2 separate regions of the Homo sapiens genome follow, and region 1 is linked to region 2. A link is an interaction called in ENCODE POLR2A ChIA-PET data of the cell type or tissue named here. Cell type or tissue: HepG2. All regions are shown on one strand. Each heading gives the region's core, and the rest is flanking DNA. Links, peaks and the distances in the headings are about the cores only. Region 1 has its middle 16 kb from the start of CPVL. Region 2 overlaps CHN2 (chimerin 2).

Region 1 (16,169 bases), core at 5,270-7,769, 250 kb after region 2:
GGTATGCATAAAAGGAACACTGACATGAAGGAAAGCATATTAAAATCTTGTGTTTGAAGATTCACTGTTCCCTAGAGTTGCTCTAGTAATTAAGATTAGCAAGAAATTTGTCAGATATTAAAACAAAAGAAGAGTTTCATCAGTATCACCAGCAATCTATTGTTAAACATAAAGTAGCCAAGGAAGCACCTTAGGACCATGTTTAAGAGCTCAGGGAATCCCCCTCCACCCCATAGGATTCCTGTCAGTTTACCTCCAGAGAATGGGCTTCTGCTAGAAGTCTGGGAGCACTGGATTAGTCAAGAAGGCCAAATACAAGGATCAAAAGGACACCACAGCTGGGCATGGTACTCACACCTGTAACTCCAGTGCTTTAGGAGGCAGAGGCAGGAGGATCACTTGAGCCCAGGGGTTCAAGGCTGCAATGAGCTATGATGGCGCCACTGCACCCCAGCCTGAGCAACAGAGCAGCAACCTGTATATACATATATATATACACACACACACACACACACGTATATATACTTATATATATGTGTGTATATATATATATACATCTTATCCCTGCCAGGTAGCCATGGAATAAGGATGTGAAGGTCTATAGGCACACCAGCTCTGACTGAGCAAACAGTGGTCAGAAGGGAGGAAGAAGCTTTTCTGGATCAAATGTGTCAAGCAGGCCCTGAGAAGAAAAGACAGAGCAGCACATGATGGCAGCCATACATAGGACATGAAAAGGCAGAAGCCAAAGAAGAATAGGTAGAAAAAGCCAATGGTCCTGTTTTGGTCTTTTCAGTTACTCTTCAGTACACCGTCAGCTACTTAATCTCCCTTTCCTCTTGTTTAAGTGAAAGATAATATAACAATAACAAAACAGTTGTATTTATTTTTAACATAACATTATTGTATATAAACATTTATATAAAAACAAAATAGGACAAATCACTAATGGTAAGTTTTTAAAAATAATTAAAATGGTGTGTTTAGAGGGGTATGAAAATGGAATTGTTAAACTCTAAAAGAGCACACTGTACATGAATGCCTTAGAAGAAGCAACTCAATAGGATGATATATTTTAAGGGATTGAATAATAGAATGTTCTTCCCAGAATCTTCTACAATGGTAATATCAGCATAGTGCATTTATTCGTAGTACAACCATGTATTTTGAGTAACATGCCTTTCAAAAACAGTACTGAATATACAATGCATAGACCACCTAGAATAGGTATGAAAGAAAGAAAACTGAAATGAATAAAATGGGGAAAATTCCATGTTTTATTCTATGGGAGATAAATTTCTTATATATCCATTAGAATTGCCTATGAAAATCAAACCACAATTTGAGTCCATTTTCCTCATGATATTCTAATAACCAGGACTTCCATTTTCATCAAATAGAATTTATTATACATTTACTTTTGAATCACATTGGGCTGGGTATTACTTAAAACATGGCGAATAGAAATAGTTCATACCTCTTAGAAGCTTATAGATTAAATGGATAGTGGTAAACACGCATATGTAAAAATCATGCACACATAATACATACTTAGTAGTACATGTCTAAACAACATGAATACATGCTAAACTAAATTACTTCTAGTGCTTTTAGCATAATATAATGGAAAAATAGTTTTTAAGTGTGTTTAGCCATCTGATTAGCTGAGACACAAACTCTCCCTGGAAGCCTACAGCTGAGGTTTGAGGGGGAAGAGGGAAAGCTTTCAGCCTATACAGGTTGGGGGATTGGAACAGAGACCCTCACATAACACTGGACCTCCAAATTGCAAAGAGTTCTTACCTTTAGAGATACACAGATGAAACTATAGGATGTCTGGCATTTTCTTCAAAATAATCCAGGGGTGGGAGGAATGGGTAGAGATTACAGATGCAAAAAAGATTGACTATGAGTCCATAATTATAGAAGCTGGGTATGGCTACATGGAGGCTTATTAGAATATTCTATTTTGTATGCTTGAAATTTTCTAAGATAAAAAGTTTTATTTAAGAACCATTAAAAGAAAAACCAAAAATTGTGTAATGGAATTGAAACAAAGCTGACACAAGATGAGAATCCAAAATGTCTAAAGAACTTCTAGAAATCAATAAGAGAAAGACAAAGAAACCCATTGAAAGATGGTTTAAACAAACAAATAAACCGACATTTTATGAAATAAAAAAATGCCCAGACCAAACGTCAGAAGATGTGCAGTCTCATTAGTAAGCAGGAAAAAGCAAATTAAAACCACAATGAGATATTCTGTATGTTATGATATGCTAGGTAATATTGTTGCCACCAACACCCAAGAATCATACCAACAAAATTTTACTTCTCACTCACACAAATGTCCAGTTTAGGTCATCTGGGAACTGTGGTCAGTCATCTGTTCATTATGATCACTCATGTTCCCAGGGTCACACAACAGTTACCTCCGATGTTGTAGGCCTCCTTGTCAGAGGGAAGGAAAGCATGGGGGTTTTTGCATCAGTAAGTAATTGCTCCAGCCAGGAGCTGGCAGACATTCCTTCACAATTCATTACAAGTCAAACTCACTCATAACAAGGATTTAGGAAGTGCAATTCCTTCTACTATGTGCTTGGAAGCAGAGAAAACTGGAAATGTTTAGGGAAAACAAATGACTTTCACAGATGCCAGTTTTTTTCTATCAGATTGGCAAAACTATATAGTCTGACAAAACCAAATATTGGTGAAGATGTAGAGCAATAAAAACACTTACACACTTTTGACTGAAGAGTAAATTGGTACCACTACTTTAAAAAACAATTTAGTGTTATTTAGCAAAGTTGAAAATTCATATAGTCTTCGACTCAGCAATACCACTCTAAGATACATACTTTAGAAATAGTTTTGCATATGTGCACCAAAGACATATTCAAATATGGTCATAGAAGCACTGTTTGTACCAGCGAATCAAACAAGCAAAAAGAAAAACTGGAAATAGCTCTCATGTCCGCAGATAGTGGATAATTTTTTGAATATTCATTTAATGAAATACCATTTAGGATAGAATATGAATGAACAGATACATGTTCATCTGGTTGAATTTCAGAAACATATTGAATGAAAAAAGTAAGCCTAGAATTATTGTATTTGACAAAGGTCTAAAAAAGTTAAAATTAATATATTATTTTAGGATTACATACTTAAGCAAAAATAAATAATTAAAAGTTAGTTTAACACAAAATTCAAGATATTGTACCTTTGAGTACACTTTGAGTGTATCAAGGTAGGGATGTTACCAGGGACAGATTTAAGGTATTGATAATATTCTTTTCGTCAAGTTGTTTGGAGTTGTAAACATTGTTCACTTTGTTATTATTCTTTAACTTGTACATATACAGTATATGTACTCTATGCATGCAAAAAAGCATAGAAATATATCTTATATTGTGGAGAAAAATCAGTCAATGGAAACAGAACAAAAATGACACAGATAGTAGAACTAGTAGTCAAGGACATTAAAAGAACTATTATAAATATGTTTCAAATGTTCAAGAAGGTACAGGAAATAGAAAAACAAAAAATAGAGAATATCATTGGAATAAAAAACTGGTTTTTTGAGATCAGTGAGTGATAAACCTTTAGCTGGATTCATCAAGAAAAAAATAGAAATGATACAAATTATTAATTATAGAAATGAGAGAGAGGATACCAATACAGTTGTAGATACTAAAAGTATAAGAAAATATTACAACCATCTTTTTTGCCATAATATTTGACAACTTAGATAAAATGGACAAATTCTTTGAAAGAAACCACCTGCCAGAGATCACTCAAGAAGACATAGATTACCTGGATAGCTCAATAGCTATTAAAGTTATTAAAGGCTTCTAACTATAAAGCTATTATAGTTAGAAACCTCCCCATAAAACAAACAAACGAACAAACAAACAAAAACCCAGAAAACACATCAAGCCAAGATGGCTTCTCTGGTTAATTCTACCAGACACTTAAATCAGAAAGAATATCAATTCTACACAAAACTTCAAGAAAATCAAAGAGGATAAAACACTTTGCTATCCATGTTGGGCGCAGTGGCTCATGCCTCTAATCCCAGCATTCTGAGAGGTTGAGATGGGAGGATTGAGGCCAGGAGTTTGAGACTAGCCTGGTCAACATAGTGAGACCCCACCTCTACAAAAACAAAAACAAAAAAAAACTGGATGTGGTGGCACACACCCGTGGTCCTAGCTACTTGGGAGGGTGAGGCAGGAGGGTCACTTGAGCCCAGGAAATCAAGGCTACAGTGAGCTGATATTGCACCACTGCACTCCAGCCTAGGCATAGAGTGAGACCCTGTCTAAAAACAAACAGACAAACAAAAACCCACTTTGCAACTCAATCTATGAAGCCAGCATTACCTTGATACCAAAACCAAAGATATTACAAGAAAAGAAAATCTACAAATCATGTCCCCTGTGAACATAGTGACAAACACTGTTTATAAATTTTACCAAATAAAAGGTTTATCTCAAGAATGCAAGGTTGGTTTAACATTTGAAAATCAACCCATGTAATTCACCATATTAATACACTTAAAAAGAAACACCATATGGTCACCTCAATATATGCAGAAAAGCATATGACAAAAATTCAACATCTATTCATGATGAAAAAATTTAAAAAAGAAAAGAAGAAAATTCAACCACATAAAGGGCAGCTATGAAAAGCCTACAGTTAACACCTCACCTAATGGTGAAAGACTGAATGCTTTTCATTTAAGAACAGTGCAAGTATATCCATTCTATCACTTCTACTTGTCATTGTAACAAAGATTATGGCAAATGTATTAATGAAAGAAAAAGAAATAACAAAGGCATACAGGTTAAAAAGAAAGGCATAAAGCAGTCTCTATTAACAGACAACATGACTGTGGAAAATTCTTTGAACCAGTATAGGTGATTTAAAAAAAATCTAAGAAACCTACACACACAAAAATATTGGAACTATTCAGTGAGTTTAGCAAGGTTAAAGGATAAAGAGTAATATATAAAAATCAATTTTGTTTCTATACAGTAGTAAAGATCAATCCAAAATTGCAATAAAAATACCATTTAAAATAGCAGAAAATATGAACTTAAGTATTGGTTTGAAGAAAACTTATGCAAGACCTTTATATCAAAAACCATAAAACATTGTTGAGATAATTGAAAAGATGAGATATACATGCCCATAAATCAAAAACTATATTATTTAGATATCTATTCTCCCCACATTGATCTTTAGATTAAATGCAATGCCAATAAAAAAATCAGCAGGCTTGTTTTTTAGAAATTGACAAACTGATTCTAAAATTTATATGGAAGTTCAAAAGATGTAGAATAGTCAAAAACATCTGAAAAAGAATAAAGTTGTAGAACTCACACTATACACTTGAGTTTATATTTAGGGTTTATCATGGAGCTATGGTAATCAAGACAGTGTGGTATTATCATAATGATAGATATACAAAGATCAATGGAACACTCTAGAAAGTTTAGAAACAGACCCACACATATATATCAGTTGACCTCTTTCAAAGGGAAACTGGGTGAAGAAATAATAATCTTTGTTTTTTTTTTTTTTTTTTTTTTGAGACAGGTCTTGCTCTGTCACCCAGGCTGGAGTGCAGTGGTGAGATCTCGGCTCACTGCAACCTCCGCCTCCCAGGTTCAAGTGATTCTCCTGCCTCAGCCACCAGGGATGCTGGGATTACAGGCATATGCCACCACGCGTGGCTAATTTTTGTATTTTTAGTAGAGATGGGGTTTTGCCATGTTGCTCAGGCTGGTCTCTTCTGAGTTCAAATGATCTGCCCGCCTCAGCCCCCCGAAGTGCTGGAATTATAGGTGTTAGCCACTGTGCCTGGCCAAAATTGAACACTTTTGCTCTTCAAAAAAATGAAATGAAATGAAAAAGAGGAAATGAAAAGGCAAGCCAAAATCTGGGCAAAATTATCTGCAAAATATATATTTTATGAAGGGTTTGCATTTTATATAAAATAAACCCTTACAACTTAATAAGAAGAGAAACAACCTAATTAAAATACTGTGCAAAAATCAAATAGACATTTTACAAAAAAGAAACTGTACAAACAGGAAATAAGCACATAAAAAGATGCTGGACATCATTAGTCATTAGGAAAATTCAAGTTTAAATCACGGTGAGTTGACACCTAGCATGATGGCAATAATCAAAAAGACACAATAAGTGTTGGGAAGGATATGGAGCAACTAAAACTCTCATGCACTGCTGGTGGGAATGGAAAATGGCACAACACTTTTGAGAACAATTTTATAGCTTGAAAAGTTAAACATTCTCTACTATATGTGTCAACCTAGGTATTTACCCAAGAGAAACGAAAGCATATGTCCACATAAGGACTTGTCCACGAATGTTAACAGCAGCTTTATTTGTAATAGTCAAAAGCTGGGAACAACCCAGATGTCCTTGAACAAGTAAATGGACAAATATATTTCAGTCCAATTCAGCAATGAATTCAGCAATGAAAAGGAGTGAACTATTGATATGCATAACATAGATGAATCTTAAAGTAACTACACAAAGTGAAAGATACCAATTAATATAATTGTATTTATTTAAAAATTTTAAAAATGCAAGCTAATCTATAGTAATGGAAAGCTGATCAGCAATTGCCTGGTGACAGAGATGGCAGGAGGGAGGAAACTTTTGGGGGCAATGAGAATGTTTGTTATCTTGTGATGATGGGTTTCATGGGTTCATACATAGCTGAAACTGATCAAATTGTATACTTTATATTTAGCTTATTGTATGCCAGTTATACCTTAATAAGATTGTAAAAAAAAATGGATATTGTCTCTTAGGTAATAATTGCTCATATGCATATGCCCATTAACATATGTGTCAATTTTCAGGGTACCATATTCTTTGCTTAGAGCAGGAAATAGAAATATAATATGAATCACATATGTAATTTTAAATTATCTAAAAGACACATTTTTAAACATTTTTAAGGTTGAAAATAATTTTAATAATATATTTTACTTAATTCAATATAGAGTATTTTAATCAATATAAAAACTATAAGCGAAGTATTTTACAATGTTTTTCATACTAAGTCTTCAAAATCCAGTATATACTTTACACTTGTAGCACGTCTTAGATTTAATAACATTTACAATGGAGAAACAGATTCATATATCAAACATGCTTAAAAATTTTCCCATAATAGAATTGAGTATCTTTTTTTAATTTTTAATTTTGAAATAATTACAGACTCATAAGGAGTAAAAGTAGTATAAACAGATCCCATGAATCCATCAACCCATGGTAACGTTTTACATAACTATAGTTCATTATCAAAACAAGGATATTGATTGGTACAATTAACTACACCTCATGCATATTTCACTGTTATTTATATGTATTCAAATGTTTTATCTGTCTCTGTGTATATTTCTATAACGTTTTATCACATGTACAGAATTGTTTAAGCACAATCACAACCAACATACAGGACTGTTCCATCACACAAATGATCTCCTAGTGCTGCTCTGTTATAGTTAGGCTCTCCCTCCTCTTCCCTAACCTTTGGCAGCCATTTCATTTATCTGTTTTCTCTGCAACTTTGTCATTTTAAGAATGTTGTGTAAATGAGATCATACAATGTGTAATCCTTCGAGACTGGCTTTTGTCACTTGTCATAATGTTCTTTTTTTTTTTTTTTTTTTGAGATGGAGTTTCACTCTTGTTGCCCAGGCTGGAGTGCAATGGCACGATCTCGGCTCACTGCAACTTCCGCCTTCCGGGTTCAAGTGATTCTCCTGCCTCAGCCTCCCAAGTAGTTGGGATTACAGGCATGCGCCACCATGCCCAGCTAATTTTGTATTTTTAGTAGAGATGGGGCTTCTCCATGTTGGTCAGACTGGTCTTGAACTCCCGACCTCAGGTGATCTGCCCGCTTTGGCCTCCCAAAGTGCTGGGATTACAGGTGTGAGCCACCACGCCTGGCCATCATAATGTTCTTAAGATCCACCCTAGCTGTTTCATGTATCAGTAGTTTGTTTCTTTTTTATTGCTGAATAGTATTCTACTATATGGTTGTGTGTTCAACTATTCACCTTTTGAAGAGCATTTGGGTCATTTCCGGTTTTTGGCTATTACACATACATTTGTGAACAGTTTTTGTGTGAATATAAGATTTTACCTGCCTAGGATAAATGCCCAGAGGTACTGTTGTTCAGTTGTATAGTAAATGTGTGTTTAACTTTTTAAGAAACTGCCAGATGCCCAGAGTGGCTGTACTGTTTAACATTGCCACCAGCGATGTCTGAGAGATCCAGTTTCCCTGCATCCATGCCAGTGTTTGGTATTATTAGTATTTTTTATTTTAGCTATTCTAATAGGTTTATAAGTGATCTGTCTTGGTGATTTTAACTTACATTCCCCTGATAGCTAGTGATGCTGAGTATCTTTCATGTGCTTATTTGCCAACTGTCTATCTTCTTTAGTGAAATGTCTGTTCAACTCTTTGGCCCATTTAAAAATCAGATTGTTTTCTCACTGTTGACTTTAGAGAACTCTTTATATATTCTATAGATAAATCTTTTACATATGATTTGCAAATATTTTCTTCCAGTTGGTGGCTCATCGTTTTCATCTTCTTAACAGGGTCTTTCACAAAGCAAAAGTTTTTAATTTTTAAGTATCTATTTTTAAATTCAAATGGATTTAAATTAAAAATTCAGTGAAAAGGCCAGTCTACCCATCGTGGTTACCTACTGAATAGCAGAGGCTTAGAGAATACATGGAATTTGGTTAGGGATCATTCCAGGTCCGGGACCACAATAACCAGGACCAGGAGCATGAATGGGTATGAAAAGTTAAAGTGAATAGACAGACCCAACTGGCAAAAATGTGGGGTTCGAGATAAGTAGAGGGGGTCCAGCTGGAAAGGGAAGTTGGGTGTAGATTGTGAAAGTTGCTGCATGCTAAGAAAACTGTTGAAATCTTATCTGGCAGGCTCAGTGAAATCCTTAGGTTTTCCTGACCAGGAGAAAGATGTGCTATAGGGAGTGTTTTAGGAAGATTCACTTGGTAACGGGGTTCAAAGGGGACTGGAAAAAGAGTAACCATGCTGTCCTTCCTTTGCTTCAGTTTCCCTGCACAAACCCTCATGTGCTAAGACATGAGCCTGGTCAAGGCTAATGTTGAAAACATTTCAGTTTTTCCCCTAACCTTGAGCACCTTCCTCTATCTTGCTCATCATAGATAAGGTAGAACGAAGGGGTTTAAGATAATATCTGGTAAGAAGTCAGGTAGCTTCTAGGTATTATACAGAAAATAAGTTTATAGAGTTGAAAAGAAGGGTGAGAAATTAAAGTTTAAAAAAGCAGGAAAAACTCAATCAGAGGAAAGACTCAAGAAAATGACACTTGTTCTTAATATTATCTCAGGGGTGACAGATATTTATAAAATTAATCTGTAGCTTTTCACGTTAATCAAAAAATAGAAAAGACTATCAACCTAGTGTCAATGATTAATAGATATTATCATTTGAATGTGATAAATAAGTCAAGAGGTAGACTGGTCTCAGGGTGGGTTTGTTAGATCAACGTCATTAAGAGCCCAGGCTCTTTTAGCCCTTCCTCTCTGCCTCAGTGCATATGTGGTTTTTCCTCATGGTCACAAGATGGCTACCACAGCACCAGGCATCATCACGTTTTCACAACACACCACCCAAATTAGGAGTCAAGGTGCTGGGGTTAGGGCTGAAGATTGTGGTACTTCCCCTACCTTCTGACAGGGAGAAAAATCTTTCCCAAGCCCTCCATTAGAATTCTCATTATATTTCACTGACCAGGACTGGATTACACACCCACTTGTAGACCACTCAGTGGCAAAGGGAAAAGGGGTAGCCATGACTGACTAGGGTCAAACATGACTCAACTCCTGGGTACATTATTGCCCAAACTAAAAGGAGATACCAAACAGGAAGGGGAATGACATGGATAAGCCAGTAACGTTGTCAGCCACATACAGGAACAGGAAAATTGATGGGAGAACATCAGGGAATCAGATAAGTTTTATGAAACATTAGTCTAATAGGTTCCAGAATGTACTGCTCATGTCTGTCACCGTGAACATCTGGCACCAACTTCACACACTGTGGGTGGCCAGTACATATTTTAGATCAACTGACTCTAGAAAGTAGCAAACTGAGTAAGATTTAAACATGTAGAAATATTATGAGGGCCAGGAAACCATGTTGATCTTAGGAAAGTGAGCTTTCTTTATCAGAGAGCCAGAAGGACACAATGTTTAACTTTTAGTGAGGCAAGATAATAATGAAGATTGGCTCTCCACAACACTGTGTGCTGATGGACAGGGCACATCTAGTCAGAAGATGACCACCAACCAGAAAATGACGTGCACCCATGGGCACACAAAGGATGCCATTTGGGGACAATTAATTACGTCCTTCCACAAATACTTAAGCATTATTTTATGTCAGGCACTGTTCTAGGCACTTGCATTACACTAGTTGAGACAAATCACAATAATTTCCTGTTTTCATGGCTTATTTTCTAGCATAAGAATGAGTGAATTACATAGTAAGTCAGCAGGTGATAGGTGCTTTGAAGAAGAGACAGGACAGAGTAAAAGGGATCAGTAATCCCAGGATGTGTGCTGTGAGGTAGGTTAAATAGGGGGGTCAGGGTAGATCTCACTGAGAAGGTGACATTTGAGCAAAATGTCCTCTGCACGAAGCGGGGAAGGAGGAGGCATAAGACTTGTGTGGGAAGAGGTTTTCTCGAATTAGCCACCCCATTTCATCACTCTACATAGGAGAACTACAATGATAACACATACATGTTACATGATAAAACACATTTGAAGTGCTTTACTTTTTAAAAATAATAGGTTTTCATTCATCTGAAGCAACTTTCAAGGCAGATAGTTTTCCAATACTGCCATCCAAAACATTATTCTGGTATAGAATAATTCATCCCACCTTTAAGACCATGAAGGCTCTGTGATGCCAGGATGCTGCAGGCATTTGGGTTTCAACCCTTATTCTGCTTCTAACCAGCTGTGGATAGTGGAAAACCACGTGACCTCTTCTGTGCTCAGTTTCCTCTTCTGCAAGTGGAAGAAGCTGAATAATTTTCAAGGTCCATCTCAGGTCTAAACTTCTGTGACTCCCAGATAAAGAAATCTGCTTGCAGGAGTCTGCACAATGCTTTCTCACTGGCTCTGGGAGGGCTCCTTGTGCTGTGTAGCCCATTAGGAAAACACTGAAGAGCCACCTAATGACTTAATGGGCTTTAAAATGGGTGGCTAGGTTTTAATTTTCTCTGATAGCAGATTCCCTGAGGGAAAGTGTACTTTACAGTGGATAATAACTACATAGGATATTTCGATTGCCGCAGGGTATCTTATTTGGAAATCAGTTTTCAGTTACATTCCTCTAGCAATTTTTACTATCAGAACAAAATGAAAGCCCCCAAAGGAATGTTTATACAGAGCTGAAATGTGTTGGAATGTCAGAAGTATCTCTCTAAGAGTTAAGCATCTGTAAATATTTAAAATAGGGTGAAATCACAAATACTGCTACTACTAATCTCTTTCACATTTGATTACAGTCCAAAAAGAACAAGCAAAATCTCCAGGAACACTTTTATATTAAACTGTTAACTCTACGGCCATGTCTAATGACTCAAATTATAAAAGAAAGTTGGGTGAAATGCATAATTCACCTATTCAGGCATACAGTCAGCTCTACACATGTGAAAACAGATCTCGTAGAGGATGTTGAAGGAAATATTTTCCTCTCTGGTAAACTTAAGTATCAATATTATCACATAAAGACTAGGCTACACAATAAAATAAAGTGAGCCATTCTGCCTGAATTTTCAGGATTCAGCTATCCCCACTCTTACCCACACACATCATAGCTTTACACATTCCTCTAGTTTTCTTTGGTTATGGATCAGACATCATGTTACATGTTTTAGTCACATCATCTGATTTAATCTGCTCTACAGCAATAAAAAGTAGCAATTATTTGCTCTATTATAGGATGGTGGAAACTGAGGTCCTAAGAAAATATGTGTGTGCTATAAACTGCTTTTCCTTCAAATGGCAAAGAACACTGAAGGAAGATAGTCCTTGATTGTAGACATTCATTCATTCCGGAACTCATGCTCTTCTTAATATACTCAACTCTAAGGAAACCTTCCTACCAATACAGCCCACTCCCCTCTTCTTAACCAGTGTTCAGTGGAGATGGGAATTTGGAGGAGTGATGAGCTCATTGTGTCTTTTTTCTCCTTTATTTGATTACCTCCCTGCCATCTTGCCTTTTCTGGGCTAAATGATAACACTTCCTTCCGTTTCTCTTTGGAACCATTTTCAAAAAACATCTCTTTAGGAGTGGAATCACAAATGAGAAACAGTATTTTCATAAGGAAGAGTAAAATGAAAGGACTGCCGGAGCATTTTTACATTAGCACATGACATTTCTAATAATCTACATAGAAGGATTTTTTTTTTAGCATCCTCCTAAGTGCCTCTTTGAAACCTCTGTGACATATGAGATAGCTACTGACTAATTTGTTCTGGCAGAAAAATGAGTTTAGTGTTATTGAAAATATGTTTTCTATCACCAGATCTTGTTCAGGTCATTGAGTGGCTTTTCACTGGTGAAGGGGAGTAGGATTTATCTCCAATGAAACATTATGGAGCGGAGAGAAATAACATTTGACCTATCCCAACATTAGCAAAATGCAAATCATAGTCAATTTTCCATAGGGTGATATTTTCATACTTTGGATTTTTGTAGTTGTGCATCAGTCTGAACATTTTAAAGCAAGGTGAATGAAGGGTCCATGAAAGAGACTGTGAATAAGCCACTGTGCGAAGCTAACTTTAAAGTTTCCAGCTTAGTGACTGAGATAACGCCATTTCTCTAGAGAAGTTCTAAATATAGAGGAATAATGGATAGCAGTTTACTGCAAGCTATGTAGTGCCCTAAACCAGCAGGGGCTGGGCATTGAGTGGAGAAGGATTGCAATTTTGAGGTTGATTAAAGATGCAGTACTGACAGGTTCCAATGGGTGTAGCAGGGTGGGGGAGGGGTCGCATCTCATTCTTTTTTTCCTCCCCACTCAGAGGTGTGGGTAGCTGCAGTGTAAACTGCTGATGTGGGTGATTAGGATGTTAAGTGGGAGAAAAGACAGCTCTTCATTATTCTTTTGGAAATAAAGAGGGATAAAATTCAGCAATCATCAAGCCTTTTCATTTCCCTACAATTTGTCGGTGCAGCTAGGAGGCTGGCTTCCTTTCCACAGACGAGATTACTTCCTGCTGACATCAAGTGGGGGTAGGGTGGACCAATGTGTGAAAAAGAAAATTGAGCTCGAAGGGTAGCTTTTGTTTTGATGTTTGTTAGATGTCTTTTCTTGTGTTAAAATTAGATGTATCACCTACTGGCAGCCACAGGATTTTCATGTTGAGAATGCAAGGCAGATTTTGCTAGATAGATCTCCAGGTGCATAATCCACTGTCAGTTTTGATAAAGAATTATGACTTCTTGGACTTTTTCTTTAGCTATGCAGAAGCTAAAAATCTGATAATTTAGCATAATGCTTGTGTAAGCTGTGCTGGAGAGTAATACATAGTCGCTTTCATACTAACATAAAGCTCCTTGGTCAAAATTACACCAATAATGCATATTTAATTAGCGTTTATAGATATCTAAAGAGGAAAAAAAACCCACAAAGTTTCCCTCACAGATGACCTTTATCGGGGATGCCTTAGCTGAGTTCCTTCAGATGCCTCAGGGCAAAATTTCAGCCCCAATAAAAGGAGATGACATATGGCTGGTTATTTCACAAGATCGCCATCTTTAGATTGAATTTAACTTTTTTTTCCTCAGAGCTAGAGCTTTATGGAGTTTTCGGGTTTTGGAGGTAGCTTGATGGTACAGTGCCTCAGATTTATAATTTCTAATTAAAATGTGTCCTTCATATCAATTTTAGAGAAGTACCAAGCTTAATTTTGGCATTTAATCATCGAAATTTGTTTTGACATTTTTGAAACACAGATCCCAATACTAAGATGTAATTACTTTGCAACAGATTTGCAAGGAAGGCGACAGGCCACAGAAGAACTTCTAAACACAGGCAAAACCAGACGAGTCCAGTGGGGGAATGGAAGATAGACCTGAATGTCAAAAAACTCAAAAGTAAATATATGGTTTTCCAGTTTTCTCTGTCTGAGGGCTCACCTTGCACACATTAACTCTTCCCTCTCTCACCATGCTTCGCCGGTTTATCCCTCAGCACTCTTTTGATTTAAGGGAAGAAAACCAATATTAAATGTAAAAGTAAGTTTTCTCACTAACAGCCCAAGGGGCACAGCTGGCTAGGCTGTGCAAGAGCACGTGGCCGTCTCTAGATCTATCGGCTCAGGGCCTATTTCCCAGCTCACAGACCCTGACAGGACGCTCCGATGTGGTCTGAAGGACAGAGGGCATTTAGAAATGTCCTCGCCTTTCCAGGTGTCCTGAGGCCTAGAAAAAAAAAATCCATCACAAGGATGAGATTTGTCAACAGGACCCCTCCAGCCAGCCTACCCTCCTGGCTCCCGATGAGGGAGGACTGTCCACGGTTGACCTTGCTAAAGGACAGGATTTAAAAACACGGAAGCAGGACGATGATTGGAAGAATCCAAAGCTTGTATTCCAAGCTTCAGATTGGAGTGGAGGCAGCTAGACAAAGAGGTGAGAAAAATGGCAGTTTTGGTGTCAGAGAGACCTATGCTTGAATTCCAGTTCTGACACTCAGTAGCTCTTTGATCTTGGACACATGTTTGAACATCTCTATTCTTCTGTTACATCCATTAGAAAATGGAGAATATAATATCTACCTTTTCGGGTTACAGTAAGGGCTGAATGACCTCATGTGTGATACACTTAGCATGACTTTGGCTGGTAGTAAGGATTTAATACCTTTTAATTTCTTTCTTTTCTCTCAGCCTTGTCTTTCCTCTTAGCATTGGAAAGAGTTCTATTTATTTATTTTTGATAATGGCTTTTTAACTTATGTTGTTAAAATGTAGTTGTTTTCCCTGAAATGGTGCAACCCAAGTTTAGATAATAATAATACTTCTTTATTTTCATTTATTTATTTTTTTGAGATGGAGTGATATGGTTTGGCTGTGTCCCCACCCAAATCTCATCTTGAATTCCCACGTGTTGTGGGAGGGACCTGGTGGGAGGTAATTGAATCATGGGGGCAGGTCCTGTGCTGTTCTCCTGACAGTGAATAAGTCTCACGAGATCTGATGGTTTTAAAGAGGGGAGTTTCCCTGCACAAGCACCCTTCTCTTTGCCTGCCACCATCCATGTAAGATGTGACTTGCTCCTCCTTGTCTTCCACCATGATTGTGAGGCTTCCCCAGCCACATGGAACTGTAAGTACAATTAAACATCTTTCATTTGTAAATTGCCCAGTCTCGAGTATGTCTTTATCAGCAGTGTGAAAATGGACTAATACACGGAGTCTCACTCTGTCGCCCAGGCTGGAGTGCAGTGGCGTAATCTTGGTTCACTGCAACCTCTGCCTTCCGGGTTCTAGAGATTCTCCTGCCTCAGCCTCCCAAGTAGCTGGGACCACAGGTACGTGCCACCACACCTGGCTAATTTTTTTTATTTTTAGTAGAGATGAAGTTTCACCATGTTGGCCAGGCTGGTCTCAAACTCCTGACCTCAAGAAATCTGCCTGCCTCGGCCTCCCAAAGTGCTGGGATTACAGGCATGAGTCACCGTGCCCAGCCTAATAATAATACTTCTTTAAATATCGATCAGGTGTGAACTGTTTCATGACATCTAGAGTATAAGAAGTGTCATCTCTTTTTATGTTTTTGAAAAAGAATCCAGTTTGAGCTCACACCTGCTGAGTTTGGCAGGAACATCCAAAATCTACAGGTGAAGGGAGGCAAAGAGAAGGGATGGGGAAGCCCCACCCATTTAGCTCATACAGACATGCTAGAGGCTGATTCACTGCATACGAATGGAGAGGGGCCTGATCTCCAGCATTTACACTGCTGTTGCCCTTATTGTTCCTTCACTTACTCAGAGCTGCTGGCTGGGGCCCCTCCTCTGTCTGCTGGCATCCTGT
Region 2 (16,169 bases), core at 7,101-9,600:
GACGTTTATGAGCCCTTCTCTCACTTTCTCCTCAAACAGCTATTCTTAATTTTCAGCTCACCTTCTCTGAGCTAGAATGTTCCTGCCAAAAGAAGTCATTGGATGAATCCCTTTGGAGATGAAGAAATAAAGCAGGAGGAAGTGCAGGCATCAAGGAGCTTTGGTTGTCCCAATAGTCACTTCTCTTATGTGTGGTTAGGGCGGCAGGTGCAAGACTACTTGAAACCCAGTCGTTTTTAGCCAGTAGCCTCACATTCCTCTGTGCACAGAACTTTTTACCAGCTCTGCCTTCAGTTTTACTTCCTTCCAGAGCCGTTTCCCTGAGGACACTTCTGAGAGGCACTAAAGTAGCCCAAAGGCAGGAAATGGGGGGTAATTTTTAATTTGGGGAGTCTGCCCTTGGGTAGGCTGAAGATCTGAACAGTCCCAGTGCGGCTGACTCTGTTGCTGACTCTCAGACAGGCTGGCTTCAGATCAACCTCTGGTGCTGGGCAAGAGAAATGAACTTGAGTTGACCTTCATTGAAAGTACAAGAAAGGTGTTGGTACTATCTGCTTCTCTAGATTGAGTTTTTCTTTCTAAATTTAGTTGTGGTTTAAAAACCCATATAGCCGGACATGGTGGCTCACGCCTGTAATCCTAGCACTTTGGAAGGCTGAGCCGGGTGGATCACCTGAGCTCAAGATCAGCCTGGCCAACATGGCGAAACCCCGTCTCTACCAAAAATACCAAAATTAGGTGGTGGGTGCCTATAATCCTAACTACTCAGGAGGCTGAGGCAGAAGAATCGCTTGAACCTGGGGGGCAGGGGTTGCAGTGAGCCAAGATGGCACCACTGTACCCCAGCCTGGGCAAAAGAGCAAAACTCCATCTCAAAAAAAAAAAGAAAGAAAAGAAGAAAAAACAACCCATATAATCTAAAATTTATCATCTTAACTGTTTCAAGTGTACAGTTCAGTAATGTTAAGCATACTCACATTGTTGTACAATTGATTTCCAGAACTTTTTCATCTTGCAAAACTAAAACTTGTTGAACAATTCCCCATTTCCTTCTCCCCTCAGCCCTTGACAACCATTCTGCATTTCACATTCTGTTGCTGTGAATATGACTGCTTTAGATACCTCATATTAAGACAGTATTTGTCTTAGTATAAACAAAGATTCTTAGACAGAATATGTCTGACATATTTCACTTAGCATAATGTCCTCAAAGTTCATCCATGTTACAGCACAGGACAGGGTTTCCTTCCTTTTGAAGCTAAAGCTAAAGTATGTTCCACTGCATGTCTATACTACATTTTCTTTATTCATTCATCCATCCATAGACACTTGAGTTGCTTCTACCTCTTGGCTATTGAGAATAATACTGTTATGAACATGGGTATACAAATTTCTCTTTGAGATCCTGCTTTCAATTCTTTTGGCTATATACCCAGAAGTGGAATTGTTAGATCATATGGTGATTCTATTTTTGTTTCTTTGAAGAACTGCCATATTGTTTTCCATAGCAGCTGCACCATTCTACATTCTCAGCAGCAATGCACAAGGCTTCCAATTTCTCCACATCCATACCAACACTTGTTACTTTTTTTTTTAATTGTAGCTATCCTAATAGGTGTGAGATAATTTTTTTTTTTTTTTTGAGATGGAGTCTCACTCTGTCACCTGGGCTGGAGTGCAGTGGCATGATCTTGGCTCACTGCAACCTCTGCCTCCTGGGTTTGAGCAATTCTTCTGCCTCGGCCTCCCGAGTAGCTGGGATTACAGGTGCGTGCCACCATGCCTGGCTAATTTTTGTATTTTTAGTAGAGACGGGGTTTCACCATGTTGGCCAGGCTGGTCTGGAACTCCTGGCCTCCCAAAGTGCTGGAATTACAGGCATGAGCCACTGCACCCGGCCGGTGTGAGATAATATTTCCTTGTGGTTTTCATTTGCATTTCCTTAATGATTAATGATGTAGAGCATCTTTTCATATGCTTGTTGGCCATCTGAGTATCATCTTTGGACAAATGTCAAGTCCTTTGCCCATTTTTAAATTGGGTTATTTACTTTTGTTGTTGTTGTTGTTGAGTTGTAGGAGTTTTTAAAAATACATTATGGATATTAAACCCTTATTAGATATATGATTTGCAATATTTTGTCCCATTCCATAAGTTGCCTTTTCACTTTGTTGATTGCATCCTTTGACACATAGAAAATTTTAAGTTTGATATTATCCTTTTTGTCTATATGTGCTTTTGTTGCCTGTGCTCTTGGTGTCACATCCAAGAAATCACTGCCAGCCCCAATATCATGGAGCTTTCCCCTATATTTTCTTCTAGGAGTTCTATAATTTTAGGTCTTATGTGTAGGTAGTTAATAAATTTAATGTTAGTGTATTTGGTGAAAAGTAAGAGTCCAAATTCATTCTTCTGCATGTGAATATCCAGTATTCCCAATACCTCTAGACTGAGTTTTAATCTGGTAGTAGATTCAGAACACTGTGCTAGGTGTAAATTGGTGGTGATTATTTCTAACTATCTAACTAACAATTAAACAAAGCCTTGAGGTGTCTACCCCAGAAAGTTGACTCTAAGTTTGCTAGAAACTTTATACACAGGCACACCCAAGACTGGCCTAACAGTTGTCAGTTCTTGGAAAATTTAAAAAAAGAACTGCCACCATGTGCCCACTGCATACTGGTACGCTGAGAAGTCATCCTGACTGGCCCTTCAAAATCCAGAATTTCAGTTCATCAGAATCCCTCTTATGGGCTTATTAATGAATATTCATGTTGCTGAGTTTCGCCAAGCACGAGGCTAGACTGGCAGAGCTACCAGATACATAGAGTGCTAATTGACACATCCTGTGGTTGTCAAATTTGTTTAAAAATACTTGCATTTTAAACACTTAAATTAGGCACGCCAAGGAAAAAAGCACCATCCTGGCAGGTCTGGTAGTTCCATGTTCCAAAATCGAGGGAGGAGACCACGAGTCCTGGTCTTTCCACCTCCCACCAATGAATCTTAGTGAGCTTAGCCCCTGGACAGAGGGAAACTGAGGGAAGTAGCAGCTAGGCTGTGGCCCAGAACACAATACTCAACGGGGTGTATGCTTTCGCTAAGCCCAGAGGGCAATCAGATAAGCCATGCTTCCAGATTTAAAAACAAAACAAAAAAAGAATTCATTTTCTGGACATCCACTCCTAACATATGAGCTTGTGTTTGCTGGGCTCAGCTAACTATGGAATTAGGATTTCTTTAAAGCATCCCAATAAAGGCACCTACCACTCCCCAGTCAAATAGTAATTTCTGGATCTCACAACTCTCCTGCAAGCCCCTCAGCAACTTTTCTGAAAATGCCAAGGACTCCATGTTTGGCATCATGCCTCCTCCCCGCGCTTCCGCGAGAAGTTTCCGCAGCTTCTGTTCCTGCTCCCTACTTGGGTGTCTGCCTGGTGTGGCTTACATTTACTTAGTTAGCTCCACTTCCACTCCAAAACATCCCATCTGAGGGAAAATGCATGAAACATACGAACGTGAGAACTTCCACGAAAGGACAAACTGTCTGCCTCTGAAGTCTGTCCGACGTGGAGGCTCATTTTGTCTTGGAAATAGCACCGTTCAAAACCAACAAGGCGCTCCAGCAATCCTTCATCTCTCCACTTGACTCAGCAGACTGTATGGATTTCTGGCACCTGAGTTACCTGCCAAGTGGGTGTGCTATTCTACAGATTCTTCAGAAGCGACTCTCCAGCCTCACATGTGCTTGTCCTAGGAGCTGCCATCTTCAAGCCAGGCCCCTAGCACGTGTCTTTACTATGAAGCTCTGAAGCACATGCTCAAGTTCCAAGGTTCTCTCAGGCAGGGGCCTCTCCGTGGCACCATCTACAATACCTTACTAGTATTTTTGCCTTAATTTTTTTTAAAGAGGGCCTTCCAGAGCATATAAACTGCAAGCTTAGTATCCACTCCTAGTGGACTGTATTCTAAAACTTGCAAACTGTGTTATTCTTACCAGGATTCATATACCTTCGTATTAAATAGATATTAGTTTGAACCACATGAAATTGCCTGATTTTTGCAAATCAAAAACTTATCAGGTATCAACAGTGGCATTACGGTTCAACCTAAATAACTTCTAGGTTTTCTGCCTAATGGATCTTTCTCTACTTTTGGCTAACACGGTGAAATCCCGTCTCTACTAAAAATACAAAAAATTAGCCGGGCGTGGTGGCGGGCGCCTGTAGTCCTAGCTACTCGGGAGGCTGAGGCAGGAGAATGGCGTGAACCCAGGAGGCGGAGCTTGCAGTGAGCGGAGATCGCGCCACTGCACTCCAGCCTGGGGGACAGAGCGAGACTCTGTCTTAAAAAAAAAAAAAAAAAAAAGGGTTACAGTAAAAAAATGTCACAAAGACAATGAGCAACCTGGGAAAATTCCTTCCTTCCTCCCTCTCTCTTCCTTTTCCTTTTTTCTTCCTTCCTTTTCTCAACAAATGTTGATGAAGTACCTTGGAAATACAAAAGCCCATTTGCTGCAGCAAGTCCTGCGGGGTCACAGAACTGAGTGAGGCGCAGCTCAGGACTGCGAGCAGCTGGGGCCCTGGCAGGGGAGCCAGAAGGAGAGGACGCGCTGCAGAGGTAGCTGGTATTTCGAAGAAGGTGCAGGTGAGATGCTACCCGGCGGCATGCAAAGGAAGGGAAGGAGGCTTAGGAGGGCTCAGCCACACAGCCACTGGCCCTGAAGCCCACGCTCTAACCACTGTGCAGCACCTCCTCTGCAGGGGAGATGCCTGCAGGGGCCAGCAAGGAGCTCCACAATGGGAGGAAATGTCGCATCAAAGCAATCACTACTTAGAGAACGCCTAAGGTGCAGTTTGCTTATATTCTATGAGAGTCAGTATAAAAATGCTGGAAATATACATATACATATACATACACATATACACGCATACATACATATGCATATGATTACAGATTACATCTAATTAATCACTGTCATTTAGCCTTACTTCTCCAGTTGCCTTATATACTTAACTGTGCTACTCTACTGCCCGGGCCAGCGGTTTCAAACTGTGGTTCCCGGACCAGCAACATCGGCTGTCTCCTGGGAAGCTGGGCCGCTGGTCACACCTACTGTACTAGAAACGATGGGAGAGGGCCTGGAACTCTGTGTACTAACAAACCTTCTACAGGATTCTCATGTACGCTAAAATTTGAGAACTACTGGACTTGAGCCAACATGATTAGCAGCCTCAACACTGCTGCCCTTTTTCACCCCATTTTAAAGTGTATACTCTGAGTTGGAAGAAAACCTTTGCTCTCTTAAGTAACAACATTTCCATTTCAATATCCTTTAAACTATTTCATTAGTAGATAACTTTTTCATAGCTTCTAAAGGTTAAGACTGTGAAGTTCAGGTTAATGAGTATTTTTTATTTTATGATAAAATTCAACAGAGATAATATTTGAAGTCCACAGCTTTTCTGAGAAAGGCATATACTACAGTTCTGTCTTTGCAGGTAGCAGGCAGAATGAAGAAAGAATGCAAACACGCTAATTCATTCATCACTTATTCCAAGTGTATGTTTAAGGAAAATGGCAGAGGGCTTTGCAGAATAGAAGGTTATGTCTTGAACACAGAAGCCCTGTAGGTTAACGCAGCTCTGTGGGGCCGCATTTATCCAACCCCGTGGAATAATGGGTTTCCTGCTTCCTCCCACTCTTCTCCCCAAACCCAGTAAAACTTACAAAAAACAATTTAACCAACTTAGGCCTTCAACACTTACAAGTCTAAGATGACAATTAGCTTTGGTAATAGTGTCATCATTTAAAAATGGAAAAGGCGGGCTTTTAAAATTTTGCCTACAGCAACTGGGTTTTGAAAGCAAAAATGCAGATGCCTCAATGTTACTGCATTGATGTCCCAGAGCCCCAGGCTCTGTCTCCAGCCCATCCTCTACCCTGCCACCAATGTATCCTTCTAAAAATCACACTGCAGGCAGCTCCTTAAGCCATTTGGGCATAAGATCCACACTTTGGAGACTACTTTATGTGGCCCTTCCCAAGCCCGCCCATCTCCAGCCTCCCCCCTCTCCAACCTGGCCATCTCCCTCCTCGCAGCCTTCCCCTCCACCAACTGTGTCCCGAGGCTGGCCCAACTACTCCCTTCCTTAGAAGGGCCTTCTCTGCCAGGCATGGCCTGTTTTGTTTTTGTTTTTGTTTTTAGGACTCCATTCGGGCTCTTCTGGCTATAGGAAACAGAAACTCCACCCAAAATAGCATAGAACAAAAAGAAAGAGAAATGTACCAGCACAGAAAACCAAGGTGGGAACTCCCCACTTGAGCCTCTCCAGAATGAAGCTCTTGGTTTAACACATTCTCCATCTCTAGCATCAGCTTTCTTCCATGGCTTCATTCTTTGATGTCTGACTCCCCAAGTGCCAGCCAGGTGGCCCCTGTCGCTCCGTGTTTATGTTCTGTGCCTTAGCAAGTCCAGGCAGAAAGAGTCCACTTCTTTCTTAATTCTTCCAGCAAAGACCCAGGAGCTGCCTTACTGAACCTATGTCACTGGCCCATCCCGAGCTAGTCGTTGTAAGTGCAATTGGCAGCACCGTGTTTCACACAGATTAGGGGCTCAATGAATATTTAATTATTATTAATTATTAATAGTTAAGCATGAATGAATTAATGAAAGAACACGCCGGTGGGGTGTGCTCAGTGCAATGAGAACTGTATCTAAGCTACAGAGAGGCAGCCAACTGAAGGTATAACCAAGGCAGGCTTGTGTAGGTCAGGGAAGACTGCAGGGAAGGATATGCCCAGGATTGGTCCACAAAGCATGGCAGGAGTTCCCCAAGTCAGGACAGGAGCCTGGGGAAGGCAATGGGGAGGGACATTGCAAAGAACTGGAAGATGCTGTGTAAAGGCTGAGAGGCATTACACTGGCTGTTGGGCTCAGAAAACTTGAATTGCTCTGTTTTGCCGGCCTCTTGGACACAGCTAGGGAGAGGGAGCAGCTGAGGTGAAGCGACGTGTGCATGCGTGTGTTGGGGGACAGGGTGACAAGAAAAGGGTCAGAAAAGGCCTTGCATGCCACACTGGGGTCAGGCGGTGGTCAATCTCAGGTGACCAGGAGCTCTTGAAGAGGCTTTCCTTCAAGCCAGGACAGCTGGCGGCAGGGTTTCAGCTCCCCTGCCCACTGGGTGGTCATGAAGAAGTTACTTCCACCGCTCCAATTCCCAACTCTCAGAGCCGTTGTGAGGACGGAAGAAGGTGACAAACTGAAAGCCACCCCTATAGCACGTGGTATGTGGTCAATACCCCGTGCGTGCTAGCACTTCTTCCTTTCCTTGTGAGTAGGTTGATTTTTACACCGAACTTACTGGAGGGGAAAGAAAATCCAATGCATTAAAATCTCCATGTATATCATTTTACAATCCCAGAGTTCGGGGGTGTTTCAAAGCTACACTGAGAGAGAGCTGGGTCAGGCATCACTTCCTAACCTTCAGGAGGGTAACATCAATTTCAGTTTCCTCTCATCTGAACTGACTCCATCATGACTGGAAGAAGTGAGACACATGCTTGTGTCTGAAGACTCACATTTCAGACTCATCACCTTGCGATATAGTAAAGGTATACAGAGCTTTATAGTATTGCCCAATCCTTTTCAAATTCATATAGCTCAAGGCTAAAAATGCACACAGAGATTGTTCTCTTAGAAATCACAGAGGCAGGCATGTGTGTAATGAACACATCTCTTCTCGAGGAATTCCCTCAGCCACACCTATTTCTTCATAAGAACAAATCAGTCCAGAGCAGAAGACGATTAGAATCAAGCCACAAGGACACTGAGTACCGATATTGGGAAGAGGAAAATAATTCCTAATATAACGCTTTGTTTAGAAGCTTTAAAATGAGACACACAGCAAATCTGCTCACTGTGTCAATGTGGTCCAGTGGAAAGTACAGCCTGTTCGAAGTCAGACGAGCCACCTTCTAGCAACTGGCTGTTCGTGAAATGACCCGCAAGTCACAAGTTCTACGACCCTGGGCAAATCGCCTGGCTTTCCCAAGCCCCGGGTTTCTTGTTTCTTTGTTGGAAGAGGAGGAACAATGAAGTTAAGGGTTGTCATGAAGCAGAATGAAATAATGTAGTTTATGATAGATTAAAAACAATGATATGCTTAATACATGTAATGTTCTTTCTAGGGGGAGTAATTGTAACTTTCCTAAAATCATTTGAGATTAACATAATAAAAGTCCCTTATATCATGAATTATTTTCATGGAATTTATATGTACTGTGGTAAAATATAACTGCTTTTACTCTGTTAAAGGTGTGTTGGGACACGCATAGCCCACAGTTCTGTGTCTTACTTCTAATCCTCAACTTGGGTATTAAAGTGTCTCTTGCAAATGACAGTGCTTTGACTTTTTAAATAATTTTTTAAACCAATGAGTCACTTGAGAACAATCAAAGTTGCATGTGTAAACTTTAACTTTCTCTTCTGATACTTGGACTTCATTAAGTTCATAAATGGGGACTTAGGAACAAAGTGAAATATTAACTTTGCGGGAACTTCAAAGTGATTGTGTATAAGGAGAGAGAAAACCAACAGGGGCATTTATAAACTATCATCATAAGACCCGGCCAGACATTTTTTTATTGCAAAATGAGTAATGCCAGTTCTGCAACCTGGTCCAGAGGCCATGAAAACAAACCAATGTAGCCCTGACAGTTTCATTTCCATTAACGGCAATGGGAATTATTCAGGGAACAAAATCCTTCTTCTTCCCACAGTTGATCCAGGACCCCACCCACCCACCCCTACAAATTCTTATAGGCCAAGCCTTTAATTCTGAAAGACTACAAATGGAACTTTGACCTTTCCTTCTTCAGAGTCTACAGGTTCCCAACTGCTCATCTGTTGTACCAATGATCTGAGAGATACCCCTTCCAACAGAGGGCTCTCGTGGCCACATCCAATGCTGCAAAAGGGGCCATGTTTCATCCCATTCTGTTAAAAAAGTTTCCCGGAAATATCACAAGTTGCTGAGAATCTGGTTTACCAGGTTCATTAAGACTCTTTAGTGTCCTGGCGCGGTGGCTCACGCCTGTAATCCCAGCACTTTGGGAAGCCAAGGTGGGCGGATCACGAGGTCAAGAGATTGAGACCGTTGTGGCCAACATGGTGAAACCTGTCTCTACTAAAAATACAAAAATTAGCTGGGTGTGGTGGTGTGAGCCCGTAGTCTCAGCTACTTGGGAGGCTGAGGTAGAAGAATCACTTGAACCCGGGAGATGAAGGTTGCAGTCAGCCAAGATGGCACCACTGCACTCCAGCCTGGAAACAGAGGGAGACTCCGTCTCCCAAAAAAAAAAAAAAAAAAAAAAAAAAAAGACTCTTTAGCAGAGCGCCTTAATCTTACTGAAATGCATTTAACTGTAAGAGGTCTACATATATATATGTTGTGGAGCCAGGAGGTAAAGGATGACGGCTGCATTCCAGCAGTGGCTTCTGGGTTATTTCCCATGTCTGCCTGGTAAACAAGATGCTACATTCCTACCCATTTCAGTAAACACTAGAGGTCCCCTTTTTCTGATTTAACACCACCATTTTAAAGAAGGGTAGTGTGGATTATTGGATTAAAATTAAAATGAACCTGAACTTGAATAGCTAAGCTTCCTCAGTAATGGTGACAAGTAAGGTGAGTGGGAATGAAGGACAGCAGAGGTGGCAGGGAGCTGACAGGTGGGTTCCAGTTCTTGTGGGGATGATAGCAGCTGCCGACTTAAATGCAGCACCAACATCTGCTTACCCAGCTCAAAGGCAAGGCAGCAATGAACTGCCAGCAGTACTGGAACATCCAGAGACGGGGGCGGGCTGAAGGGCAGCTCCGCGAGAAGCTCAGATCAGGCCTCAGGACTCAGCTTCTCTCTCCCCATCTCCAGGCTCTACTTTCTCCAGGCTCCATTCTCAGGCTCTATCGGGTGGCGGGAAGCCTTCAGCAGCCCAGGCTCTACTTCCTGCCTAATTGAGCCAAGCAGAAAGAGGGTGAAAGGCCTGGCTCCTGGAACTCACGGTAAAAGTCTGTTGTCTTCCCCTGGCTCTGACTTGACCACATGGTCACCCTTGAACCAACCACCCTAGCCAGGGACACGGGGTCCTTCGGCTTGGCCTTGAATCACAAATCCACCTCTGGGATTAGTGGGCAGATATGACTCCACCAGAAGCTCCTACACTGAGGTGGCTCTGGGTGGCAAAAATGACAGCTACTCACTCTGGGGGTGGGGTGGGGAGACTGCCACATCCTGATGAAATAGACACAAAGATGGTAGCTGGAGAAGCCCAGGAGAGGTAACAAAGAGGGTGATACCCAGTACGAGGCCAAAGAAGGAAAATAATAGGCTCTGCTAAAATTGTGTTTCCTCCTTCCAACCCTCCTTGTTCAATGTCACTTTGAGCTTTGAGTCTTGGTATTTCCTCTGTACGGAGAAGAGAATGAGACCCAGTCGGTGGCTCCTCATTGGCCATATATATCAGAATTGCACCTGCAGAACTGTTTCCTGATGACACAGGCCCTAGGCTTGTGTTGAAGTCTAAATTTAGGTTTGTGTACTTGGTGTGTAGTTGATGTTAAATAGTGATACACAGGTGTTTGGAGATAGAGAAATGTTTATTTGATCTGATTAAAGTAAGAAGGTGGGGAAGGCAAGATTTTAAAAATTTGTTTTAATAAAAAGTAGAAATGGGGAATTTTTAATGTGGCTAGGGAGTAAGGGAGGAGAGTTTAGGGATTTGAGGAGGAAAGTCTGTGTTTTTAAAGTTTTAGATAATATTTTAAATAACTAGAGCATTATATGTAACAGTCATTCTTTAAAAACTTCTCAAATTTATAAATCAAAAGTTCAACTTTTACTATGTCTCACTACTTTCAACTTTTTCTCCCCTTACAAAGGTCTAAAATAATAACACTCTCCTTCAACTTTTTCATCAACTCCTATAACTTTTTCCCTCCAGTTTCTTCAAAAACAAAAATACAAAAAAAGACAAACTCCCCTAATTAGAAAAACAAATCAAAAAAGTCAAGTATAATCTCACATCCCATACTCAACAAAATACCCAATTTAGGTGAGGGGCTAAGACTCCTCAAACAAGAGTCTCTATTTCAACGCTTACCAATTAAAAAACTAAGTGCCAATAGATGACCCACAGACATAATGCAAATATACTCTCCATTTCTCACCTCAAACCTATTTAATTAAAAAAAAACCTTTAATCAAGAGAACCCTAAATACTTATCCAAATTATTGTCTTTTATCTTTTTAACATATCATCCCACCTAGACTAATAAACAAACATTAATATTTTACTCACAGCCAAAAACCACCATATAATTACTAAAAAGACAAAAACAGCTCAATTTCACCTTAAAAATGAAAGTAATCACCCTAAATCTACCAACACTGTTCCTACGATTAAGCCCAACTAAAATATAAACAAGACACTACCCTGTTTTAAACATTATAAAAATTTTCTTCCAGAATAAATTATTTAAAAGTCCCATGATTAAAAAGCCTCGATGAAATTAAAAACATTCAACAACCCCAGAGGGATCCCTAAAATTAAAACTCATATAGACTCAGCCTGTTGTCCCCCCACCGCCTAGTGAGAGCCACTGGGAAGAGCTCTGAGGTCGTGCTCAGGGCAGGCGCTTGGTGGGTCAGGTCCAGAAGAATGCCTCCTCATCATAGCCTGCCCAGTCCCCATAGGTGTACAGCAGTCCCAGGTGACAGCATCATTTACCTCCTGCAGTCAAAGGTGATAAAAGTGGTGGGACAATTCCTCTCAAACACCACTCTGGAGATGTCAAAATATAAACATCTTGAAAAGCTGGGCTCTTCATCAAACTGTGGCCCACCAATGTTTGGGGATCCCCAAGATCCCTTTAGAGAGTCCATGATGTCAAAACTGATTTTATTACAGTAATTGCCTTCTGTGATTGACATTGCAACTAACCTTTAAGAAACTACCACTTGTTGAATTGTGGTCTAGTATATATTTTAAAGCCCACATTTACCTGAAAAGGCTATAAGAACACTCCTCTTTTTTCCAACTACACATCTGTGTGAGGCCAGACTTCTTCCTATACTTCAAATAAAACAATATATCCCAGGTTGAATACAGGAGCAGATGTGAGAAGCCAGCTGTCTTCTTTTAAGCCAGACACTAAAGAGATTTACAAAAATGTAAAAACAATGCCAATATTCTCATCACTTTTTTATTTGGAAAACAGTGTTATTTTTCACAAAAATATGTTATTCATACTAACACATAATAGGTTTATTACTATTATGTTGAAAGAATTAATAAATATTTTAGATTTTTCTATTTTACTTTCTAATACCATAAATATCAAGATTTAACCCACATTAACAGAAGCTCTTTGGGGTCCTCAGTAACTTTAAAGAGTATAGAGGGGTCCTGAGGCCGAGAAGTTTGAGCACTTTTGGACTAGAATTAGATTCCTGGGATGATTTTTACAAGTCCTAGGCCCGCAGAGCTGCCCACGTGCTTATGCAGAGAAGGAGCACAGGCTACAGAACAGACACCCCAAGCCACTGTGTAGCCTGATCTGTGCTATAAAACTTGAGGAAAGTGGGATGACTCAATGGATTCATTGCTGAAAAATTTGTTCTTGCACATTTTCACATCCGTTAGGTTTGGTCCTTTGTGTCATCAGCATGTAACTCTCCTTTCAGCCACAAGATGGCACTATTTGCATAGAAAATACTTTCTCGGGAGCCGTGTCTCTAAATTAGCTGTTTCCTAGAGAGATTTTGGATGGGGACAAGGAGGGTTTGGCGTTTGGCCCATCATATCCCTCCATACGCTGAATGTATTAGGATGACTTTCCTCTTCCGTTCCTCTTTGAAAACACCGATATTGAGGAACTGGTAAAAAGAGATTCTTTCTAATATCCACCCAAAGAAACCACTAGCTGACCCCTGAGAGAGGGACTAACTTTTCCTTGCCCCTTCATTAAATTCTTTAATCCCACTTCAGTTAATTGTTTCCCATCATTTATATTTCAGGCAATAATCTCGGGAAAGGAGTCATGGAAAGGGAGCAAAGCCAAACCCTGAACCAGCACAGGTAACTGTAGCCACCAGAGTTAACTGTGTGAAGAATGTTTCCCCAGAGGACTTCTCACGTGTTGTGTAAAAGTAGAGAAAGAAGGCTAGGGTCTAATTTACAACATAAAAGAGCCTCAGGAATATAAGAGGCATGGGAAGAAGTGAGACAGGTGTCCTTGAAAGAAAATGCTCCAAAATGTCTGATCACCTTTACTCTCGTCTCCCCTTCCATCTAACCCAGGTTCTCAAGCCCTGCACTTGACAATCACCTGAGGAGCCAAAAAAGACCGACAGGTGCCTTTCACCAGTGAAGACTTTGATTCCATAGGCAGGTGGGGTCAAACATGGGCATTTTTAATATATATTTTTTAATTTAATTTATTTTTTTTTTTTGATACTGAGTCTCACTCCGCCGTCCAGGCTGGAGTGCAGTGGTGTGATCTGGGCTCACTACAACCTCCGCCTTCTGAGTTCGGGTGATTCTCCTGTCTCAGCCTCCAGAGTAGCTGGGATTACAGGCATGTGCCACAGTGCCTGGCTAATTTTTTTGTATTTTTAGTAGAGATGGGGTTTCACCATGTTGGCCAGGCTGGTCTTGAACTCCTGACCTCAAGTGATCCGCCAGCCTCTGCCACCCAAAGTGCTGGGATTACAGGCATGAGCCACCAAGCCCGGCCATGGGCATTTTTTTAAAAGCTCCCAGAGTGAGTCCAACCTTCAGTCAGTTTGAGAACCACCAAGCCAACCAAATCAGCAATTGCTCAGACTGAGTGATAAATCCCAAATCATTAGGGAATTCTGGTTTAAAACAATGCTTGGCAAAACCCAGTCTCATGAGCGGATGTAATCTAAGTTAAATCCATTCTCACTGCATCCTATCCCACCCCATTTTATGACTGCGTGCAAGGGCAGCAAGTCGGCTGGTCAGCATCATCAGGGTACCTGTCACCTACTATAATAGCTAAGTTATGCTCATCTTCATTTACCCTTGAATCCTGAGAAAAGACTGGGTATGTCAGTTACATGTTATTTCCAAAGAACCTCCTGCAGAGAAAATCTATAGGTTCTTTAGACCCTGTAATGCAAGTGATCTTTTCCAGCTCCATAATGCTTTCTGCATTAACAATTCAGGTTCTTTCTTTGGCAAATGAATGCACGCCTCTGCTTGGTGAAGGACAATGGGTAACACTATGTTTGAATCTACTGTCCTGAATGAAGTCACCAAGCCTCTCCACCCCCTAGGACCAAGACCCCCTCCACAGTGGCACAGTTGTGGATCCCATCCAAAAAAAAGGCCTCAACAATCTTAACTCTAAGATAGCTGCTGAAAAGCATCCTTTTCTATCCAAGCCTCCTTGGTGTCACTGAAATACTTTCTAAGCTATTGAGCCGGGTGCCTCAGTTTCCTGTCCTGCAAAACAGAAGGGTTGCATGAGATGGTCTCCACGATTCCCCTGCTTCTCCAGACTCCTGCTGCTCCTGATGCTACAAGGAGTTGGTGGCCAGATCTTAGCCCAGTGAAGGAAGGAGCACGTGCTGAGAGACGGTGCGGGAGATGCTGAGGCACCCTCTTGGTGAATTTGAGATACGCTGTTCCTTAGGGTGAATGTGGGGCAATGTGTTACATTTTAAAAGTCACCCATCCATTTTTCATTCAATCAGTGCTTGCTTCACCGAGTGAGGTGGAGGGCGTTAGAATTAGGAAGTAGGCTGAGGAGTAGCCTCTGCCTCCCACTGATCCACCTCTGGGGAAAGAGACAGACATAGAAACCACAGATTTTTAAATGCAGGTGGGAATCAGAACTGCCTAAAGCTTAAAACACACATTGGCGGAGGGCACCCCAGAGTCCCCCACACAGTGGCTCCTGGGAACGTGCATTTCTAACCAGCCTCCCAGCTGATGTTGATGCTGCTGGTTCCCGAGGGCCATGCTTTGAGAACCACTGATCAAAACAATGACGCTGGACACAGGGTGATGAACTCTCATAAAGGTGGTGTGCAGCATGCCAGGGCGGGGAGGGGAGGGGAGGCTGAGTGTGGCAGGTTCTATTCAATAGTAGAAAAGGACAGCTGCACTGGACTCCACAGGCTGCCAGGGATGCCCATGGCACCCACCTAGCTCTCCAGCATGCCTGGCCTGGAACTGGGGAGAATGTTAACAGCTCACAGGTACCCCTCAACCAAGAGGGGACAGGAGGTGATGCGTTAAACACTCCCACTTCAATTCCTCTTAGAAGCAGTTCTACCCGGCTCCTGAGAAGGTGATCAGCTCCACAACGTGCATATACCAGCCTCTCTCCTCCTCTATTTACCTGCCCAGCTTCTCCTCCTCTCCCTGGGATGCCTTTCCAAATTCCCCATCTGTACCAAACCCCAGTCTCAGGCTTTGCTTCTCCAAGGGGCCCAGGCTTAAACAGGCTGCAAATTTCCTGTAAGGAATTTGAACTCTGTCCTAGAGAAAAAGCAAATAAGAGCTGTTGCAGAATTACAGCAACAACAATAACACTCTGATGAGCACAGAGTCACCACGGGGACACCAGCCATGAGATGCGAGCATGGCACTGGGGAGAACCACTCGGGACAGGCTCAACCTTGTATGAAGACTTCTGCCAGTAAGCGAGGGCTGGACATTCACTCCTTGGCCTGGCCACGGCCTCTGTTCAAGCACATTGTAGGGAATCATTCCTAGGCAAAGATACCGGGACAGGCCAGCAGATCACATGATGGAAACAGTGAAACAACCAATGAAAGGACCACCTTGGATATAAAGGCGGGCAGCTGGGAAGGAAGAAAATAATTTAGAAAGAAAAAACAAACAAACAAACAAAACGCTGAGTGGGAGACAAGAGGGGAGAGGTTGTTCTCTGATGAAACAGTTCATCTGTAAAGGACAACCCAGTAAGGTTGGAAGGCCTTCAGTCCAGAAAAGGTAACTCTCTTTGGTTTTGCAGGAAGAAAGTAGAAACCAAAGAGGGCTTCGGTGCCTGCCCTAAGAAAGCAAGAGGACTCTGGGAGTTGGCTTGGCAGCAGTTTGAGAAAGGCGTGGTGAT

Evidence for each region. ChIA-PET counts read pairs that join two places held together with the same protein. Peaks named below come from ENCODE experiments on the same cell type or tissue, not always from the same donor. Only the 100,000 strongest peaks of a DNase experiment are listed, where the experiment ranks them.
Region 1: POLR2A ChIA-PET joins it to region 2 with 7 read pairs; 3 of 35 experiments call an interaction of 5 or more read pairs at or near these places.

What each region holds. Positions count from the first base shown.
Region 1 is chr7:29,154,208-29,170,376 of GRCh38, reverse strand. It overlaps a transcript of CPVL not described here and a transcript of CHN2 not described here. Among named protein-coding and RNA genes, the nearest start is that of CPVL, 16 kb to the right of the region's middle. In HepG2, for the core only: no CTCF peak of the experiment used is centred there; a DNase peak (open chromatin) is centred at 6,366.
Region 2 is chr7:29,405,533-29,421,701 of GRCh38, reverse strand. The region is part of intron 6 of CHN2 (chimerin 2); the gene reads right to left. Among named protein-coding and RNA genes, the nearest start is that of PRR15-DT, 150 kb to the left of the region's middle. RefSeq lists enhancers at 4,086-4,585, 4,586-5,087. In HepG2, for the core only: no CTCF peak of the experiment used is centred there; a DNase peak (open chromatin) is centred at 8,551.